Regions from separate parts of the Homo sapiens genome. Here region 2 is linked to region 1. The links are chromatin loops, found by intact Hi-C in ENCODE. Cell type or tissue: mammary epithelial cell. All regions are shown on one strand. Each heading gives the region's core, and the rest is flanking DNA. Links, peaks and the distances in the headings are about the cores only. Region 1 overlaps ARHGEF4 (Rho guanine nucleotide exchange factor 4). Region 2 holds the start of ARHGEF4 (Rho guanine nucleotide exchange factor 4).

Region 1 (5,366 bases), core at 70-5,069:
CCACCCTAGCCAATATGGCGAAACCCATCTCTACTAAAAATACAAAAATTAGCTGGGTGTTGTGGCTCGCGCCTGTAGTCCCAGCTACTTGGGAGGCTGAGGCAGGAGAATTGCTTGAACCCGGGAAGCGGAAGTTGCACTGAGCCAAGATTGTGCCACTGCACTCCAGCCTGGGTGACGGAGCAAGACTCCATCTCAAACAAAATATATATATATATATATCATTAAAGAGGGAAAAGACAAGCCACACAAAATAGGAAATATCTGTGGCACATTTACCCACAATGCAATTCTATCAAGAATCAGTAAGAGAAAGACAACCCCAAAACAAATGGATGACAGACTAGGAGAGACATGTCCCACAAGAGAGTGAAAAAAAAAAATCTGAGGAATGTGAGCCCTTTAAATTATCAGGCCCAAACCCAAAAGGCATTTAAGACATAATATCTCACTCCCCCTCAGCTAAATAGCTACCTCTTGGAGCCACTTGCTATGCGGACTCTAGACTAACTCACTCTGAGGAGTCATAAAATGCCACATACCTTATAGCTCAACAAGGTATAGCCAATCACCAACCGGTGTTACTTCCATAAACCAATGAGAATTCCTGATAAACAACATTTGTACTCACTCCCTCTCCTGATTCCTCCTTTTTTTCTTTAAAAAATTTGAGCCTCTCTTTTGTTCTCTGGAGCACTCTCCAAGGCAACTTGGAAGTGTGTCCCAGGCTGCAGTCCTCGACTTCTGTGCTGAATAAACTCTTTTTTTTTTTTTGAGACAGAGTTTCACTCTTGTTGCCCAGGCTGGAGTGCAACGGTGCAATCTCGGCTCGCCGCAACCTCCACCTCCTGGGTTCAAGCGATTCTCCTGCCTCAGCCTCCCAACTAGCTGCGATTATATGCATGCGCCACCATGCCCGGCTAATTTTTGTGGTTTTTAGTAGAGACAGGGTTTCTCCATGTTGGTCAGGCTGGTCTCGAACCCCTAACCTCAGGTGATCCTGCTGCCTCGGCCTCCCAAAGTGCTGAGATTACAGGCTTGAGCCACTGCGCCCGGCCTGAATAAACTCTTTTTAAACTAGATTCTGACCTTTTTGATTATTTTAGTTTGACAAGGGTATCCAGAGTGTTGAAAAGCACATAAAAAGTTCCTTAGGCCAGGTGCAGTGGCTCATGCCTGTAATCCCAGCACTTTGGGAGGCCAAGGCAGGTGGATTACTTGACCTCAGGAGTTTGAGACCAGCCTGGCCAACATGGTGAAACCCCATCTCTATTAAAAATACAAAAATCAGCTGAGCGTGGTGGCAGGCGCCTATAGTCCCAGCTACTTGGGAGGCTGAGGCAGGAGAATTGCTTGAACCCAGGAGGCAGAGGTTGCAGTGAGCTGAGATCGCACCACTGCACTCCAGCCTGGGTGACAGAGGGGGACTTGGTCTCAAAAAACAAAAACAAAAGTTCCTTAGCCTCTTCAGACATCAGGAAAATGAAAACTAAAATCACAGTGAGATACTGCTACACACCTAGCAGAATGGCTAAAATTAAAAAGGCTGACAGTATCAACCAAATGTGAATGAGAACAGAGAGCAAAGGATACTCCTAATGAGAGAGTGTAATTTGATGCAATCACTTTGGAAAAATAATTTGACAGTATTTAGTATGACTAAAGATATGCATCCCCCAAGGACACCCCTAAAATGCAACCCACAGAAATATACATGCACGTGCAGTAGGCCCCTGACCCAAATGTTCACAGCAGCCCCAAACGGGCACAACCCCCAAGTCCATCAGCAGCTCACTGAGAAATACAATGTGTTATGATGATTCGGAGCAATTCAACATGCTGATGAGAGATCTCCTGACCTCGTGATCCGCCCGCCCCTGCCTCCCAAAGTGCTAGGATTACAGGCGTGAGCCACCGCACCCAGTCCACAGGATGATTCTTAATTAGAGCAGGGGAAGGCAGACACAAAATAGACTGAGTAAAGTTTAAAGCAATGTGTAAGATTTTGTTTATATAAACCTCAAAACAGGCCACCCCCACACCCATAGTAATAAAGTAGTAACACGATAATGAAATGCAAGTGAACACCATGAGATGGGGCATAGTGGGTAGGGCAGGGAGGAGGAAGGGAGGTGGCAGGAAGGGGGCAGGGTGGGGGATGTGGTGTTTCATGACCTGGTGGAGGTCATCCAGTGTCTGTTGACAATATATGTCTACACATTTATGTATTATGCTGTTCTGTAAGTCTTCTCTATTTCTTGACTTTGAAAAGCTTTAAAGAAACTGCAGGATGTAAAGTCACAGAAAATTAAGATCTCTATACACGATATTATCACAGCTATGTTACATATATAAAACTTGTCTGTGGAAGAAATCTAGAAGTAAACAACAAAATATTAAGAATGGTTGTTTTAAAAGATTGGGATAAGAGAACTGCTGCTCCTTAATACGAAGTGGGAATAACTGACTGAATTCCTTGCAAATTACTCTCACCATCAGAGCCTGCTCTCCCAGGAATGCCCACAAGATGGCGCAGTCATTTCTCCAAGGGGAGTTTCACATTCCAGCACCATCCAGGGTTCTACCAGACAGAGGGAACCTTTCTGAGCTTTGCTTCCCTTCCCGTTCCCTATGTACCTGCTGTTCTCCTGTCTGTGGTCTGATGGCGCAGTGTACTAGGCCTTCCTCTTCTCCAGTAAGGAATGAAACATAAAGAGGAATACGAACTCACATTTATCTGGCACCCGCTTCATGCCTGGCCCTTTGCTGTATACTTTATAATCATCATCTCACTTACTATTTGTTAAAACCCATGCAGACTCCAACTGGGGCAACAAGGTGAGACTCTGTCACTACAAAAAATTAAAAAATTATCTGGGTGTGGTGGCGCATGCCTGGGGGCTCAGCAACTTGGGAGGCTGAGGCAAGAGGATTGCTTGAGCCTGGGAGATCCAGGCTGCAGTGAACCGTGATCTCGCCACCACATTCCAGTCTGGGAGACAGAGCAAGACGCTGAATCAAACAAAATAAACAAAAAACAAACAGAAAGACACACACACAAAAAAAAACCCCAACAAACCAAGCAGGCTGTCCAGGTGTGTGCCTGAGGCCCAAAGCACCTGCTCCATCCCATGCACAACGTGAGCACAGGGACCACTTCCAGGAATATCTGCCTTCCAGTATGTGCTTCTGCACCATGTATGTGTGTGCATGTGTGTGTATACACAGACACATAGAGACAGATATGTATATATCACTTTTTTTTTTTTTGAGAGGGAGTCTCACTCTGTCGCCCAGGTTGGAGTGCAGTGGTGTGATCTTGGCTCACTGCAACCTTTGCCTCCCGGATTCAAGTGATTCTCCTGCCTCAGCCTCCCAAGTAGCTGGGATTACAGGCGCCCACCACCAGGCCCAGCTAATTTTTATATTTTTAGTAGAGACGGGGTTTCACCATGTTGGCCAGGCTGGTCTCGAACTTCTGACCTCAGGTGATCCGCCCGCTTCGGCCTCCCAAAGTGCTGGGATTACAGGTGTGAACCACCACGCATGGCCTATATCACTATTAAATCAGGCTTGTTAATTCAAATACTGTAAAATCTTTTTTTGACTACTTGATTTAACTCTGAGTTGCCTAACACTAAAATGTCTTTTTACTTGTAAATCAAGTTCTCTATGTATTTTCAGGTGATCAGAAACACAAAAGGGCAATAAGCAACTAAGTTGGAGGGGTGTGAGGAAATGGGCACTCAGATACTGCTGTTGAGTGTTGATTGCCAATCATTTCAGAAGTAATCTGAAAGCTATTAAAATACCCCTGCCCTTTGTGCAATCCCACTTTTATATCCAACAGACATAAATAAAAGCATCGATATCTAAGGACGCATGCTCAAGGGTGCTGCTGAAGCGTTATTTATAAAGACCCCAAACTAGAGATTACCTCAATGCCAATCAGTAGAAGAACCGTGAAAGGAAATACAGCATGGCCATACTCTGAACTATTATGGAACTTCTAAACAGAGCCATGAACATGAGGCGCTGGAGGGCTTTACCTGCTGTATTAAGCAAGCAAGAAAGATGCAGAGCAATGTGTATGTCTGACCCCGCGGTGTAATTCCCTCTCCCCAAACTGCCCCATAAGCCCTGTGTGAGAACACAATGAAAGATGAGACACCTTAGTATAGGGCAGTGTTTCCTTGCATGGAGTGGGATTAGACGGTTTTGGGGAGAGGCCTTTTCCTTTCTACATCTGTATTGTTTGGCTTTGTTTTTAAACTTCAGTAGTAACAGTAACGAAAAAAAGTAACCCTCCCCCCAAAACAACAAAAAACCTTTAGTGTTTAACTGCGTAGAGATACACAAACAGACTGAGGAGGTGAAGCCATTTCCTGCTGGTAGTGATCCTATTTCAATGTATGCTGTCCACTCGGCCTTGTGGGATGCTCTGCTGGGAAACCCCTTCTCGCCCAGCTCCGCCCCTCTTAGCAGCCCACCTGGCCTGGAGGCGCTCTGCCAGCACCTTATCTGCCGCCCTCCCAGCTGCGCAGCCCGTGAGCCCAGGTGTGGCTGACATCTGCCTGCAGGCGGAGGGGAGCGCCCGAGAGGCCACCGCGTGGGGTGGCTGTGGCCTGCGCTCCCCGGCTCTGGGCGCGCGGAAGACTCGGCATCGCTTGGTCTAAAGAAGCTGAGGGAGCCTTACTTTTTACTTTTCGCAGTCTCCAGGGCACGCTCTGCAATTTCCAGAAAAGCTCTCTCCTTCCAAGGGCAGCTGGGATGAGAAATCCAACCCTTCTCTGCTCCGTTCTGTGCCTGACCCTGCTAACCTATCCTGGACAGAAGCGGTCACTTTGTGGGAGAGACCATCTTACTGCACTAAACATTTCAGAAGCACCAACATTTCCTGTCTCTTTATACGAAGTAAGTCCAGCTGGATCAAATTCTAAATACGATAAAGTAGAAGCCATTAAAGTACTAGAAGACAACATGAGGAATTTTTTTAAATGCCACAGTGGAGAAGAACTAGGTTTAACACAAAAGCCTGCACAGACCGTTCAATAGAAAATGGGCAGTGCCGGCCGAGGCGGGTGGATCACGAGGTCAGGAGTTCAAGACCAGCCTGGCCAACATGGTGAAACCCCGTCTCTACTAAAATAACAAAAATTAGCCAGGCGTGGTGGCGGGTGCCTGTAATCCAATCTACTCGTGAGGCTGAGGCAGAGAATTGCCTGAATCCGGGAGGCAGAGGTTGCGGTGAGCCGAGATGGAGCGACTGCACTCCAGCCTGGGCGACAGAGCGAGACTCCGTCTCAAAAAAAAAAAAAAAAAGAAAAAAAGAAAAAGAAAAGAAAAGAAAATGGGCAGTGCCCAGG
Region 2 (5,366 bases), core at 214-5,213, 84 kb after region 1:
CTAACAGAGTCTGACTGGGAGACCCAGACAATCTGAGGTTCCCAGAATGAAGTGGCCTTTTCTGGCCCAGTCCAGCACCCATCATCAGGGGTACCTCATAGGACCAATCCCTGGGGACACCAGGAGGCACCAGGCGGTGACTGAAGCACGTAGCTCCTCTGCCCACCCCACAACCTGTGTCCTCACGGGGTATTCCTTACGACCAGTGTCTGAGAGGAACAAGTATGAACTACGTTGTCGGTGGCTCGGCAAGACACACTCACACAGCCAGAAGTGGACTGCTGTGGCAGTCAGAGCCCCTCCCATGTGGACAGCAGAAAGGAGACCCTCTGAGGGGCACAGGTGATGCTTCCTGTGGTGTGCATGGGGAGGCCTCAGGTGTCTCAGGACCTACAGGGACCTGAGGCAGAAAGTATGGAAAGGCCTCTCTGAATAGATGGGGAACTGGAGGACCGTGTGTGTCAGGAATACTTTCACAAAGGCCAAATCCCAGGAGCCTCCCAGGCAGCAGCAGGCAAGGTGGCTGCCCAGAGATGTCCAGTGGTCTCTCCTCCAGCCACACTCCACCTGCTCCTGGAGCTTCTGGGGCCAGCTGGGTGACTCAGATTCTGCCCAGGCATCTTGGATTCTGTCCGGCCATCTTCCCCTCACCTGGGCAACTCCTTGCCACCCTTGCTGTGGGTGCAGCAGAACCAAGGTCCAGGGCTCACCACTTCATAAACACACTCACGTTTCTTTCCTTCCTTCCCTCCCTCCTTCCTTCCTTCCTTTCCTTCCTTCCTTCCTTCTTTTCTTTTTCTTTTTTTTGAGACGGAGTCTCGCTCTATCACCCATGCTGGAGTGCAGTGGTGCTATCTTGGCTCACTGCAACCTCTGTCTCCCGGGTTCAAGCAATTCTCCTGCCTCAGACTCCCAAGTAGCTGGGATTACAGGCGCCCACTACCGCGCCCGGCTGATTTTTGTATTTTTAGTAGAGACGGGGTTTTGACATGTTGGCCAGGCTGGTCTCGAACTCGTGACCTCAGGCGATCCGCCCCCCCCACTCGGCCTCCCAAAGTGCTGAGATTACAGGCATGAGCCACCGCGCCGGGCCACACTCACATTTTCTAATAAGACCTTCACACTAACCCTGAAAGGTGTGGAGGGCATGGAAACATCACCCACATTTTTCAAAACAAAGACCCAGGTGGTTATGTGATTGTCCCAAGATTGTACACCTCCTCAATGACAGAGTCGGCATTTGAAGGGGGTCTGAGCTCTTCCAAGCCATCTCCTACACTCACCAGCACAGGTTCCTGAAAGGCTGCCTTCCCGGCTGTCCGGCCCTCTCCACTCTTGATGCCAGCGATCACTTCGTTATCGCTGGGGGTGGGAGCTGATGCCAGGCCAGCGGATAGGCTGAGGGCAGGGCTCCTGCAGGTCTGCCCTGGGTCACCTGGCTTCCTGCCCCTTTCACTAGAGCTCTCAGGGCCACAGAACTCCGACCTCAACCTCCCGTCTTCAACTCCGGGAGAAGATGGCTGCACAGCCAAGTAGGGCGCCCTCCCGCCCTCCCGCCCCGACAGCCCCACACAGGTCTGCCTCCCCCTGGACCTGCAGCTGACAGCTGGTGGCTCTTCCCCGCCTCTCCTTTCATGCAGTTGCTCCCGGAGTAGGAGCCCATCGGAGCTCAGCACCACCCAGCGTCGCAACCGCCCTCCCGCTGGCTCACCTGGGGAGGTCGGGCTTGGCAACCTGTGGCCGGCCACCCCTGACAGTGCCCCGGAGCCCCCGGCCCATCTTGGGGTTCCTGTGGGGGCAGCGAGGTGGAGGCGTCCCAACTGAGTGGGTCCCGGATGGTGAGCGGGCCCGGAAATCGGGCCAGAGAGGGGGCACCCCGAGCAGGAGCCCAACAGCCCCGACCCCAGTTCCAGCCCCTTGCCGCTGCTGCGCCCTCGCGTACTCTCAGCCTGGGGAATAACAACAGCAACCACTTCTCCCGTACCCACCGGGCCGGCACCAGCCCTCCTTCCCAAAACAGCTGGTACTGCGCCAAGCGGCAGAGGCTCCGAGTGCCCTGCGCGCCCAGGCCGGTCCAGGCAGCGGCTCCGAGTGCCCCGCGCGCCCAGGACGGTCCAGGTGCGGGGAGGCCGGCTCAGGCGCTCGCCCTTGCCCTCTCAGGGGCTCGCCCCGGGCCGCCGTCCCTACCGCCCCCAACGGAGCCCCGTCCTTCCCCGCGCTCGAGACGGCCCCACTTTGCAGGACGCCGCCTCCGGTCTGCACGTCGGAAAGTTGGGAGCGGCGGGGAGCCACGAGGGTGTCCCCACCCACCGGGTGCCCAGGGGACGGCCCGGGGCGCAGCAGCCAGCGCGGGCTGTGCTCCTCCCCACCCGCGCAGGGCGCCGGGAGCCCGACCGCAAGTCCCGGACGCCGGCTCTCACCTTGAAGAAGCTCCGGAGGAAGTGCACGACGCTGAGCATGGTGGCCGCCGGGACGCCCGGAGCCCGGCCGCAGCACTACGAGCCGCGCCGCCGAGCCGGCTCCACCGACGCCACCCCGCGCCCCGCCCTAGGGTCCGCCCCCGCGCCCTCGCCCGGACGCTCCGCCCCCGCAAACCTGGCCACTGGAGGCACGTGAGGTCCAGGCTCCTGCCCTGCCCGCCCCTGGGCTTTGGTCACCCGCGGGACTGGGCACGCACAGGCACACAGCAGAGCCGTCCACAGACCCGGCCCAGGGGCCGCCGGGATCATCCCGCCCAGTCGAGCTCTTGGGCCCCCTTGAAGCCTAGGAGTGTTTTCTCAGAGAGAAAGCAGCACGCTTCTTGCGCATTTGCACATCTCCAACGCAGCGCTTCGGCCTGTCCTCCGCACTGGAGACTCAGGTGCCTCCGCCCTCCTGAGAGCAGGGGCGGCCTCTCTGCTGAGAGTTCTGATTGTCAAGCTCCCAGAACTTTCAGAGTTCAGTCCGCCCAGCGTTCTTGTTTACCAGTTGAGGAAACGGAGGCCCAGGGAGGCTGTGCAGCGCGCCGGCACTCACACACCTGGTGGGGACAAATGTGGACTAGGATATCTGGGACCGAAGTCTTGGCCTCCAGCTCCCTCTTGCCTCCCACTTACCTTTCCAGGTATGTCCTGCAGATAGGATGTAAGTGAATGGTCACACCCGTAACCATTAAGGAGCGCAGCTTTCTGCTAAGGGGCAAAGGGAAGTCCTCGCTGCTTTCTTTGCAGGGGTTTAAGGAGACAGGGCCTGCCAGGAAACACTCTAACCAGCCCTAGGACCGCACTATTTTAAATCAGAAGAAAAAAACTGAGTATAATAAAATAATAATGAATCTAGCCTGGAGTATATTCATCTTTATATGAATGCAGTTGTAAACTCTAATTTTAACTATTTTATTTTATGCAGGAAGAGGCCCACGAAAGCTAAGACCCCAAGGCCCATGTGCACCATACTGCAGCCCTGCTCTGTCCACCATTTCTGAGATCGGCGCCCCACAGAGGGAGAGCATCTGCCCAGACTGGCTTTTTGCACCCCTGCTCAAGCCTGCACCCTCGTCCAAGTCCTAGCCCCACTGAACGCTATGCCTGGTCAGCAGTGCGTGTCAGGGGTGCCTGGCAGAGTGTGCATTTTCCGTACACCCAACCTGTCTCTGCCTCTCCCCAGGCCCTCACAGCAACCAGGCCAGGCGAGAAGCTTGGGAGATAGATACTCAGAGGAGGCACTGTGGGGCCATCTGAAGATCCTGCGTCCCCTGTCACAGCCTTTATGTCACTCAGGGTCCATGACTGTGCTAGAAGCATGTCCCTGAGGCCCATGGTGGTGGGAGGAGGGTGTGGGATTCGGATCTGGGCACCTGGCTGTGCTGCACACCAGTTGTGTAATCATGATCATCTGCTCTAAACACGTATCTTTAACATTCGAGAGGAATGACCGCCTGGTGGGGTTGCCATGGAGAGTACGTGAGAAATTAAACCTCACAGGTGCTTAGCAAAAGTTAATTCGCTCTTCTCTGAAGGCTTAAAGTGCTAATCCCCTGGCGAGGGGGGAGGTCCAGTGAAAATACACAACCCCTGGCCACAGGTTCCATTGTTGTCTGGACTCCTCTGACCAGTGGACAGCCCTGGACCTGGGTTCTCAGACCTGAGTCAGAACCACGTGGAGGACACCATAGAGCTTAGGCTGCTGCCCCTCACCGCTGCCCCCCTCTCACAGGATCTGGGGTGGGGCCTGGGAATTTGCATTTTAACATGTTTCCAAGTGACCCTGAAGCTGCTGGCCCTGGGACCACACTTAGAGAACCCCTGGTTCAGGCTATGGGGCCTGGGCCAGGCTCGCCGTCTAGCAGAGGATCAGACCCCAGGTTGGAGCATAACCGTCATGATGGCTCCATTCATCAGGCACCTGCTGTGTCCCCGCACGCCCAGATCCCTGCCACAGCGCAGCCTCCCTAGAGAAGTGACATCCAATGCTCGAGGGGAAATAAATCAAAGGTAGTTTATGTCTGTCTTTTCCTTCTGGTGAACATGGTTTTAGGAGGACTTGACTGCACTGTGGTGTGCTCTCTCTTTTGCCGTTATTAAAAATAAGAAAGGCAGGCCTGTTTGAGTCGCTGAAGGATTTGTACAATAGAGTTTCTAGTCAGTGGAGCGTCCCATGTTTAAATATGACCCCGACTTCCTGTCTGTCACATATGGCAATTAAACAGGTTCAGCAGCATAGGGGAGTGAAGTGAGTGGTAGGACAGAAAACATCGCAGCAGATTCCAAGTGGCAGAGAGAGCGTGGGCACGGGGTGGACCGATGGAACTTACAGGGGCTTGTGCTTTCCTCGCTGGGCAGCCTGGGCCACTTGCTTTACTTCTCTGGCCCAGAGACCACAGGCTTACATATAGACAGACCTACACTACCAGCTGGGGCCTGAGTCACAAAAGACAGAAACTTCCCCTGGCTACTCTAGCAGGAAAGGGATTTTTGCAAGAATATGGAGTAAGGCATAGGCAGGGGGAGGTGTGCTGACCTGGGAAACAGGCAGCCAGCCGGCTACGGCAGCGGCAGCAGCCAGAGCTCACCAGACAGACTGCCCACTAGGGAGGCTGGGGCTGGTGCCTCTCCCTGCAGCTTTGCTCCTAGACTCTGGCCTCCTGTAATCTCTGCCGACGATCCCTGCGTCCCTGGTCCTTGACCAGCTCCAAAGATGTAAAGTCCAGGACCACCCACGTGTTGCTGTCTGACTGCTGGTGAGTCAGGGGAGCCGTTGTGAGGAGGGCATGAGCCTTCAGCTAGCCTGGTGGGAAGCCGGCCTGCTTGTACAGCTGTCATAGGTGGGGGACAGAAATCAGGGACACGTTGGAAACAGAATCTTTTTTTTTTTTTTTTTTGAGACGG

The links. Peaks named below come from ENCODE experiments on the same cell type or tissue, not always from the same donor. Only the 100,000 strongest peaks of a DNase experiment are listed, where the experiment ranks them.
Region 2: it touches region 1 in a loop (11-fold over the local background); 1 of 110 quality-filtered maps calls a loop at or near these places.

Annotation. Positions count from the first base shown.
Region 1 is chr2:130,917,780-130,923,145 of GRCh38, reverse strand. The region is part of intron 2 of ARHGEF4 (Rho guanine nucleotide exchange factor 4); the gene reads right to left. Among named protein-coding and RNA genes, the nearest start is that of ARHGEF4-AS1, 83 kb to the right of the region's middle. In mammary epithelial cell, for the core only: a CTCF peak has its summit at 2,526 (motif pointing right); a DNase peak (open chromatin) is centred at 2,555.
Region 2 is chr2:130,834,047-130,839,412 of GRCh38, reverse strand. It overlaps ARHGEF4 (Rho guanine nucleotide exchange factor 4), which reads right to left and starts at 2,499. Exons shown (of 14, transcript NM_001367493.1): 1 at 2,421-2,499. The coding sequence starts at 2,459. It overlaps ARHGEF4-AS1 (ARHGEF4 antisense RNA 1), which reads left to right and starts at 2,419. Exons shown (of 2, transcript NR_186036.1): 1 at 2,419-3,103. In mammary epithelial cell, for the core only: no CTCF peak of the experiment used is centred there; a DNase peak (open chromatin) is centred at 2,472; H3K4me3 peaks cover 1,899 bases; H3K27ac peaks cover 870 bases.